Linked DNA regions of Homo sapiens: region 2 is linked to region 1. A link is a loop called in an ENCODE intact Hi-C map of the cell type or tissue named here. Cell type or tissue: sigmoid colon. All regions are shown on one strand. Each heading gives the region's core, and the rest is flanking DNA. Links, peaks and the distances in the headings are about the cores only.

What was found. A loop is a pair of places that touch in the nucleus more often than their neighbours do. Peaks named below come from ENCODE experiments on the same cell type or tissue, not always from the same donor. Only the 100,000 strongest peaks of a DNase experiment are listed, where the experiment ranks them.
Region 2: a loop joins it to region 1, with 4 times the contacts of the local background. A loop is called at or near these places in 1 of 110 quality-filtered maps.

Annotation. Positions count from the first base shown.
Region 1 is chr5:60,337,352-60,342,740 of GRCh38, reverse strand. It overlaps a transcript of PDE4D not described here. Among named protein-coding and RNA genes, the nearest start is that of PART1, 150 kb to the left of the region's middle. In sigmoid colon, for the core only: no CTCF peak of the experiment used is centred there; a DNase peak (open chromatin) is centred at 2,620.
Region 2 is chr5:60,550,406-60,555,794 of GRCh38, reverse strand. No RefSeq gene overlaps it. Among named protein-coding and RNA genes, the nearest start is that of PART1, 65 kb to the right of the region's middle. In sigmoid colon, for the core only: no CTCF peak of the experiment used is centred there; no DNase peak of the experiment used is centred there.

The DNA of each region.
Region 1 (5,389 bases), core at 141-5,140:
TAGCAGCTTTTCTAAGTTTTGGAATATTGTCAGTCTTTTTTTTTTCATTGGTTTTCCGATTATCCTATTCTCAGAAATAACATTTATTGATCTCAAGGAGTTAAACATTGTCTTGTTTTCTCTGGTTCTGTATTCTTCACCTTTAAGACCAGATCCCAACTAAGTAATAATAAAAGATAATAATGGCTAAGAGTTTTTGAGCTTTCCTCCACGTCAGTTATTGTTCCCAGCACTTTGGTTTCATTCTCTCATTTGATGTGATATAGGAACTTGTAACAACCCTATGAGACAGGTGCTTCACTTTAAAGACTAAGATACTGACGCAGAGGTTATAAACCTCCCCCACGGTCACAAAATCATGCTGCTGGACTGAGCTCGCACCTTCCACTACTATTAATACATGGTAATGTTGACATCTTATTGTAAATGTTAAACAATAAAGCGTAAAGGGAAAGAAGTAAATGCAAAAAAATGGTCAAAGCAGGAGATGATTTTAAAGAGCATCTGGTTCAGTCTCCCCTTTTACAGCTGAGAAAACCAATCTCTAGAAAAAAGAAATGAGCCTTTTGATTATAAAGCAGACTGCCTAACAAGTATCAAGTCATCTCACTTATTCTTCTCTGTCTTCCATGATCACAGAGTTCTGACCATGTCCTGTGTCACTCTCAAGCAGAGATTGAAAATGACATTCGTCCTTTACTTGTTCCAAGGAAGCAAACATTTTATAGTTTGAAACTGTTTCTCTTGCATTTGCTTTGCAAGAGGTTTGCAGAAGTTAAGCCTCATGGAGTCTTCTCTCCTTAACTTAAGTGAGTGGATTGCTTATTGCTCTTCTTTGCCTGTAAATTCATGTTGATTAGACAGTGGTGGGGTGGAGGGCTGATGGGTCTGTGTTTGGTTGGCAAGCTAACTCCAGCATCCTATAATTACTACATTTTCAATCTGGTGCATAGTTCTGAGTTTTGTACATCCTTATGTGGCTCTACACTCTTTGAGGTTAATTTTGGCCTTGGATGGTGCCCTTTTAAAGGCAGGGTAATAGCAACACAGTGTTTTTGCTTGGGAAACGCTCTGTGTATGGGCTTCTTCTCTTGGTTTTAAGTATTAACAAGGTAGTAAGTATGAAAGGTGCTGTGTTTGGAGTCTTTAAATGGACTTGGCATTTGGCTTGTCTACAATCTTTCAGGAATTTTAATCCTGATATTCAGATTTGAGTCACACACCTGGGGAGTGGTGACCATAGCTCTTCCTTACCCCTCCAGCTCCACTTCTGGGTTAGCATGAACTGACCACTGTAACCTGCTCTCAGGCTCTACACAAAGGTGCTTCAGAATCTGCCTGTGGCCACTTCTGTGAAAGGGCATGGTCACAGTCACCGTGGCATGGATAGAAAACTGGAGAGCAGCAGGAGGAGCCCAGGGATAGAGAGAGGAGGCCTGGATGCCTGCCTGGGCTCTGTGCCATGCCTTGGGTAGGCCACTTGACTACTTTAAACCAAGTTGACTCTCCTGTAATGCAATAGGGGTTTAATGATCTCTGTGGCTCTAGAGTTTTGTAGTTTCTACTGTTCTTTGAAGCATGAACATTAATTCAACAGAAGAAAAAAAAACCAAACATTTTTCATTCAGAACAGTTTCAAGATATTGCTCTGACTCACTGGATGGCAAATCATAGTGAAAGGGAAGTCTGACTCGACTTCCATTTTGCATTACTTTTGGCCAGCATGGCTCTTTATGGTGTACTTGTTGTATAATAAAACAGCTCTCTAGAGAATACTCTTACATTTACTTACTGAGAGATAACAGAAGTTCCGAATAAAAACTCATAGAAATGGAAGACTGGGAAATTATTTTTTCTTTTTTCTATTACATACAGAGGAACAAAGGCTGATATTTGTGTTTATGCCCCTTTCTGAGGACAATGTCCTTGAAAATCCATATTATTATTATTTGTCTTTATATGTAATTGGATTGTTTAAACTCTTCTCTGAACTTTGTAGCTTTTTCATTATATCTCTTTTGCTGGAATATTAATAAAACTCCACTTAAATAGCCACTTTATTCTGTAAATTTTATTTAAGGCCTGAACTTGGCCGCAAATGAGAGTACTTGTGGTTTTTTTTTTTTTTTTTTTAAATGATGTGACTGCTTTGTGAAGGGACATAATGAGTCTGTGTTCTCTTCTATTCCTCTTCAACAACTTTGTCAGGAAAGAAGGCTATTATGATTTCTTGGAGATGTGGGAGGATTGTGGCATCACCATGTCCTAGTCATGGATGAAAGGAGAAACTATTATACCAGGGTAACATCTGAGGCCTGAGATAAAATTCCCATTACAATCTCTTTAAATATTTCTGTGTTTAAATGGGATGAGAAGACTATCCACTCCACAAATGTAATCCCTTTTCTTCCTCAGCCTAGTGAAACTTATTGTTTCTTTTCCCTAGATAAAAAAAAAAAAATAGGATGCTGTACAGGTTCTTTTGGCTTGTTAAAAGACAGATAATTCACAGATTTTGCTTTTCTGTAGCTTATGCAATGTCTGAAAAGGCGCTGTAAGCAGGGATTCCCTGAACATCGCGCCGTGGGCCCGGATCCCTGTTTTGCTTTCTTCAGAGAGCTCACTGGCAGCCTCCCTGATGCTTTGTGCCAGTTTTTAGGCGCTCCAAAGCCACATGCACATTGACATAATCTCCGGTGGTTTTGGCTGGTTTATAATCTGGCTTATTGAGGTTTGGTTCAAGGCAGAGGCCTTTAGGGCAGGGATCTTCTGTGAGCTGAAATAAAAGGGTCTGGTTTGGAGGAGATTTGACTCTGCCAAATAAAAGCGGCACATTTCCAACTGCACATGCTGAGTTGCCTCGGAACACATCCATGCAGAACACAGACATGCATTAGGCAGCTAGTTTGTGGAAGGCAGTGTGCTGAGCACAAGGGGGAATAGAAAGACACATGGCTGCCGTGAAATAACTGCTTCCAGAAAGCACATGTCGAGTTGGAAGGATGAGCCAGAAGACACACAGAGAATATTACTCAGCCTAAAATGTGACGTCCCGAAAGCGTGCTAGTATGAGACCCACAGAGTTGGAGAAGAGATTTTCTTTCCAGTGGGGAAAATCCAGGTTAGAAAGACCAGACAGGCCATATTACCGGAGGCACCCTTTATTTCAAGTTTGGCTTTTTGTGGTTTCGGTTACCTGCAGTCAACCGTGTCCGAAAATATTGAGTGGAACATTTAAGAGATACACAATTCGTAAGTTTTAATTTGCATTCTGTTCTGAGTAGTGTGATGAAATTTCATGCCATCCTGCCTGGGGTGTGTAGCATCCCTTTGTCCAGCATGTCCATGCTGTCCATGTGACTCGCCTGGAGGTCCCTTAGTAGCCGTCTCATTAGCAGATCCACCTTCGAGGTATGGAAGTGCTTGTGTTCAAGGAACTCTTAGTTTACTTAATAATGGCCCAAAGTGCAGGAGTGGGGATGCTGGCAATTTGAATATCCCTAAAGTGCTTCCTTTAAGCTAAAAGGTGAAAGTTTGAACCTAATAAGGAAAAAAACAAAAATTATATGCTGAGGTTGCCAAGGTTTATGCTAAAAATGAATCTTCTATCCATGAAGATGTGAAGAGGGAAAAAGAAATTCATGCCAGTTTTGCTGTTGCACCTTGATCTGCAAAGGTTATGGCCACAGTGTGCAATAAGTGCTTAGCTAAGATAAAAAAGGCATTGAATTTGTGGGCGGAAGACATAAACAGAAATGTGTTCTGATTGACCGCAATTAGGTTTGGTACTATCAGTGCAGTTTCAGGCCTACACTGGGGGTCCTGGAACATATGCCCTGCAGATAATGGGGGACTGTCGTATAGAGCCCCTGGATACTAATGGTGCTAGGGATTCAGGCCCCTCTCCTATTTTGGGAAGGGGCAACCTCAGCATATAATTTTTGTTCTTTCCTTATTAGGTTCAAACTTTCACCTTTTAGCTTAAAGGAAGCACTTTAGGGATATTCAAATTGCCAGCATCCCCACTCCTGCACTTTGGGCCATTATTAAGTAAACTAAGAGTTCCTTGAACACAAGCACTTCCATACCTCGAAGGTGGATCTGCCAAAGAGACGGCTACTAAGGGACCTCCGGGCGAGTCACATGGACATGTCGTGTGTATGGAACCTTGGAAAGAGGCTGTCCTTACCTCCCTGTGCATTCTGGCAGCCCCTGGCACTGCTCATAGATAGCCATGTGACTCAGGCTGGGACTCTGACTCTAGAGCGAATGGGTTAAAGGTCAAGAGGCTGTTAGAACTTATTGTTGGTGTCAGTGGTGGCGCCCATTGGCTTTCAGTGGCGGCGGCAGCAGCAGTGTCCTGGCTGTAATTCTTGCTACAGGATAGTGGTCGTGATTCTTGCTCCTTGGCATCTTGCGCGCCTGGGTTTTTGCTCATTTTCTGTCCTTAGTGATGAAGACTTCTACTGAGTCTGAACCTGCATGTCCTTCCAATGGAGTCTACTTTTTTCTCCTCCAGCTAGCCAAGGCCGGTTTCTGTTACGGCAAGCAAGAATTCCCACAGCACCTGAGTGTCAACGGCTTTCATCGTTTGTGCTGACCCACCTGTGCAGCTGATCGTCTGCCTTTTTTCTCCGGCTACTCACCTTCCTTTATCTACCTATATAACTCCCTGCTTTGAAGGCTGAACTCCAGCATTTTTAACTTTTCCTGAGTTATTGAAGAGACTTTACTGTTTACTATTCCTCTGTACAGTACAACATCTTATAATTGCCCATTATACAGATTTTTTTTACATTGTATGTCTTTTTTTTTATTATTATTTGTTTCTGTTTGCCTACTAGCCCATGAGGAATGTTTTTTGGTAGGAACTCTATTTTCATCTTTATAGTTCCAGATCCAGCTAAGATTACACTCTGGTTGCGTGACTGAACAAATCTGTTTGCAGGGAGAGATGTGGTGTTGGAATTGTGAACCTATGGAGAATGAAAAAAATAGAATAGCTGTTGTGAGGCATTTACTCTGGTGATACTAAGGGAGGAATAAAATGGTGTCTGAAATGTGTGAGGGCCGTCTGATACCGAGTAGTGTACATTTATTTTCCACTTAAAAAAGTCTGGTTTATTTAGGTATTATTTATTTACAGTAAAATCCATCCCTTTTATTGTAGAGTTCTATAAGTTTTGACAGATGCATATAGTCATGTGTATACCACCAGAATTAATGTATAGAACAGTTTGATCACCTCCCCTCAAAAGCTCTCCCTCCTTCTTATAGCCAGTGTCTCCCCACATCTTCAGCTCCTGGAAACAACTGATCTATGAATTGATATATGTGTGTGTGTGTGTGTGTATATATATATATATATATATATATATATATATATATA
Region 2 (5,389 bases), core at 179-5,178, 210 kb before region 1:
GCCGTTTGCTAAGACCATTGGAAAAGTGCAGTATTAGAGTCGGAGTGACCTGATTTTCCAGGTGCCGTCTGTCACAGCTTCGCTTGGCTAGGAAAGGGAATTCCCTGACCCCTTGTGCTTCGCAGGTGAGGCGATGCCTCACCCTGCTTCAGCTCACACTCGGTGCACTGCACCCACTGTCCTGCACCCTGCAGTGTAGCAAAGTTTGAAATGTAGATAGCCAGAAGTCAGTCTGGGGGAAAGCAATTCCAATTTTCAAGCTTGTAAAATTGTTTTCATTGATTTCTACTCAAATTTGAAATTCTTTCCTGTCGTCAACATGTTTGATGATGCCTAATATGAGCTACAAATTCACTATACCATTTTTTTCTTTTTTGCTGGAACATGTATAAAATAGAATATATCTGAATTTCCATGTAGGGCTGAAACATGCTGTCATAATAGAAACAATATGCCTACATCTCCGTCTCTCTTTCTGTGTGTGTGTGTATGTATGTGTGAAGTCATATGTTTTATGCTTTCCTATATATCAGATTATGTTTTAGCATTTCAGAGGCACTGTGTCCTGCTAAAATCCTGTGTTTCCAGATGAAATGGCAAACATTATTTCCAGCAATGTGATAAAACAACCAAAGAAAGTGTTCAAGTGACCCGATTCATAAAATTCACCAATAAGTCAATATATGCAGTAAAATAGTTATTACAAGAGTAGCTAAGAGTAATTAATATGAGTAAGTCTGTAGCTTAACACAGTAAAGTATCACTTTTAAATGCATTTGCATTTCTCATGGGTGAGGGTTAGCAAATTCTGACCTGGAAACCAAATCCAGCCTACTGTTTTATTTGTAAAAAATTACATTTGAACACAGTCCTACCCATTTATTAACTTACTGTTTATCACTGCTTTTGTTCTAGAAAAGCAGAGTTGAGTAGTTGAAAAAAAGACTGTGGCCAGGCACAATGTCTCATACCATAATCCCAGCACTTTGGGAGGCCAAGGTGGATCACTAACTGGTCACTAACTCTTGGGCTCAAGTGGGTGGATTACTTTAGCCCAGGTGTTAGTGACCAGCCTGGGCCACATGGTGAAACCCTGTTTCTACAAAAAGTACAAAAATTAGCCGGGAGTGGTGGTGTGAACCTGTAGTCCCAGCTACTGGGGAGGCTGAGGTGGGAGGATGACCTGAGCCTGGGAGGTCAAGTAAGGCTGCAGTGAACTGAGATCATGCCACTGCACTCCAGCCTGAGTGACAAAGTGAGATCCTATCTCCAAAAAAAAGAAAAAAAAAAAGACTGTAATATAAGACCCCCAATGTCAAAAATATTTACTATCTGATCCTTTACAAAAGCGTTTGCTAACTCCTGTCCTTGTGTATGCTTTGATTTCATATTAATTATATCTTATGTTATTTATGATACATATATGATATACACATATATATCTAATATGTTATATATTTAAGAATTATTCACTATGCCACAAACTGTAGATACAAAAGAAGTATCTCTAGGGAAAGCCAAAAACAAACATGGAAAGAAAGAAGGCTAGCAGAAGCTTCAAAATATCAAAAACTCTCTTACTGTGTGGCAATATAAACTAAAAACTGATGCTCAAAATCATGAAGATAGGAAAAAGAATCAAGACAACCAAAAAATATGGTTAATAAAAATGAAGACAGAAGACATCAAGATGTTTATGAGAACCAGGGTCCTTTCAAACAGGGGGTGAAAAAGGAGTGAGAAGATGTGCATGGCAGTGAAGAAGAACTTAATTTGCACACAGTCAACGGGGGGGTGGGCAGGAGGGCCAACACAGCTGCATTTCTACCACATTATTTATTTTGGTAAGTACTGTCATCTTTTGTTATGAGCCATATTTCATTCAACAGTGTTTAATGACTTTTTTCCAAATCATTACTCCATAATATTTACTGAGAATCAAACAGAACTTACAATAGAAAAAAGAGATACTTCTTAATTAGATATTTTGGAAAAAAATCATTGTCGTGTGACAAGACAACCAAAGAGTAGTCAGCTAAACCTATAGAAATGAAGTATTCTAAAAATGTGTCAGACAGCTAATTAACACAATATTTTATTTTTCTAAAGATCTTGCAGTGTTTGTCATCTTTATCACCTTTTAAAAGTTTGCATTTTATTGTCACTTTTAAAATTTTTAAATAAATGTCCATTTTGTATCTATCATTCTGTGTCTTTATGTAATAGTATCTAATATTCTATATCTGTATCAAATATTCTGTATGTACTTCATATTCATTTTATCTTATTTTATTTATTTATTTATTTATTTATTTATTTATTTATTTTAGACAGAGTCTTACTCTGTCTTCCAGGCTGGAGTGCAGTAGCACAATCTTGGCTCACCACAACCTCCACCTCCCGGGTTCAAGCAATTACCCTGCCTCAGCCTCCTGAGTAGCTGGGGTTACAGGCACACGCTACCATGTCCAGGTAATTTTTGTATTTTTAGTAGAGATGGGTTTTGCCATGTTGACCAGGCTGGTCTCAAACTCCTGACCTCAAGTGATCTGCCCCCCTTGGCTTCCCAAAGTGCTGGAATTACAGATATGAGCCACCACATCCAGCCCCATTTTACCTTAATTTGTAAGAATATATAATTATATTTATAATTTTATTCATTTTATATTAATTTTTCTATTTCTTAAAGGCTAAATCTCTAGTTTCCTTTTTATTTTTCAGGTAGAGGATTTTAATTCACTGAGTACCTGATCATTTTACATACCTAGTCAAATAAATATGAAATTTGAAGAACTAAGATTAAGTTTTAAAAATTCTTAAGTGCATACAATCCATTGAAGAAAACAAAAATTGCTTAAGCAGTTTTTAAAACCTTGATAAGAGGTCATCAACATGATTTAAATGTGAAATTAGCTAATGTAAGTAGCAGTTAGAATGAGATTTAGCTTATATATTTGGAGGTATAATGGAAAACTCTGGTGAGGACTCTTTTATTGCACACCAAGAGAAACATGAGAAAGAAAAATGAGTTGCATTTTTCTGCATTTTTCCAGAAGTGAAATGCTTTGCAACATCCTCAGAAAGAAAGAGAATACATGAGTAATATGAAAGAAAACTATATAAAGGATTTAATTATTTCCAAATTGCCTGGGTGTTTTTTTAGTGCCTGCTTTTTTTTTCAAGCAGGAATAACTGTAGAAACTTTTATTTATTTATTTTTAAAGGAATGGTTACTATTCTTAGGAAAAGTGGCAGTAAATATAGTTAATAACGGTAATTATAATTTTATAAACTCATTCAAAAGTCTTGATTTTAAAGGCGATAGTAAAAAAAATATATATCTATTTATCTTGTTCCCTGAAAAATGGTAGCACTCCTGACCACTGAGAGACTGTTCTCCTCGGCATAATTGATGGCCTTCAAAGCCATCATACTTCAGTATTCAATGTCAAAGATTTATTTCCATTTGCAAAATTTGCTTAGAACTCACCTATATTTACCTTTCCTCTTATGACTTATAAGATAATATTAACATCTACATAACAGAATCTCACTCACAGAATGTTTGAGCCACGAAGGTGCTCTGAGACCCTCTGCCTCAACAGCCTCATTCATAGATGAGAGAAGCCCAGAGAGGTGAGGACGCCTTCCAAAGCTCTAGCACTTGTTTCTAGACATGGAACCAGGACAGCCCTTGGCATTTCCCACCACATTTTCCTGCTTATTATGTGGCATGAGCTTGTCTTTAACACTGAATTAGAATTATTGCACATTACATTGCATTCATCAAGGCCTACCCTTCAGGCAGTCTGATGTAACAGTCTATTATAAGACATCCGAGAAAAACCATCCACTATCCTTTCAGATGTTCTCAAAACAATTTGTATTAAGAGCTAATAAAATGAAACAGAAAATGCCAGGTAAACTTTTTAAAATAAAGATTTTGTGATTCATTGGGTTTAATTATTGGTTTTATTTTAGCATTACTTTGATACATTTCATGAAGTATACAGACAGAACTAAAGCCACATTTAAAAGGCAATTAATAAAACCCAGACATTATGATATAATTTACATACATTTAGATATATTTAAAGTGTACAGTTCATTTATTTAGTATAACCACAGAGTTGTGCAAACATCACCACCATCTAATTCTAGAACATGTTAGAACCCCAAAAGAAACTTCATATTCATTAGCATGTTGCATTCCTGGCAGCTCCCTCTTGCCACCCTGTACCCTCAGTCCTAGGCAACCACTAAACAACTTTCTGTCCTCATAGACTTGTCTATTCTAGACATTTCCTATAAATGGCATCATACGATATGTGGTATTTTGTGACTGGCTCTGGCTTCTTTCACTTAGTATAATGCTTTCACATTTATCATGTAGCATTTGTAAGTGTCTTTCCCTTTTATAGCTGAGTAATATTCCATTGTATGTGTATTCCACATCTTTATTTATCCATTCATCACTTGATGAATATTTGGATGGTTTTCACTTTTTGGCTACTATGAACAATGCTGCCATGAACATTTGTGAACAAGTTTTAGTGTGGCATTATGTTTCCATTTCTTTTGGGTACATATCTAGAAATAGAATTACTGGGTCATAGGGTGACTCTATGTTTAATATTTTGAGGAATTCCCAGACTGTTTGCAAAGTGACTGCATCATCTTACAATCTCACCAGTAAGTATGGCATGAGGATTCCAATTTCTTCACAGCCTTGTAAAAAGGAAAATTTTACAATTATAATTATTTGGCAAAAATTCAATGAATTTTTTGAGCATCTATTTTGTGAAAGGTCTTTTTTGAGGTGCTATAATTTTTTAACACTATCAATTTTTGTGGAAAAAATTAGAACTTTTCTAAAGGACATTATTTTTAAAGTTTATTACTTATTATTTATTAATTTTTATTAATACATAATATTGCTATGTATCAGGTACATGTGATAGTTTGATACATGCATACAGTATATAATGATCAAATCAGCATATTTAGAAAATCCATTACCTCAAGCATTTATTTCTTTGTGTTTGGAACATTTCAGAACTTCTCTTTCAGCTATTTTGAAATATGCAATATATTTTTTGTTAACTATAGACACTCTATTGTGCTATTAAACACTAGAACTTATTTCTTCCACATAACTGTATGTTTGTACCCATTAACCAATCTGTCCTCATCCCCCCAGCCCTTTCCCAGCCTCTGGTATCTATCATTCTATTCCCTACCTCCATGAGGTCAACTTTTTAGCTCCCACATATGAGTGGGAACATGTGATACTTGTTTTTCTGTGCCTGGTTTATTTCACTAAACATAATGACTTGCAATTCCATCCCTGTTGCCGCATATGATGAGATTTCATTTTTAATGGCTGAAT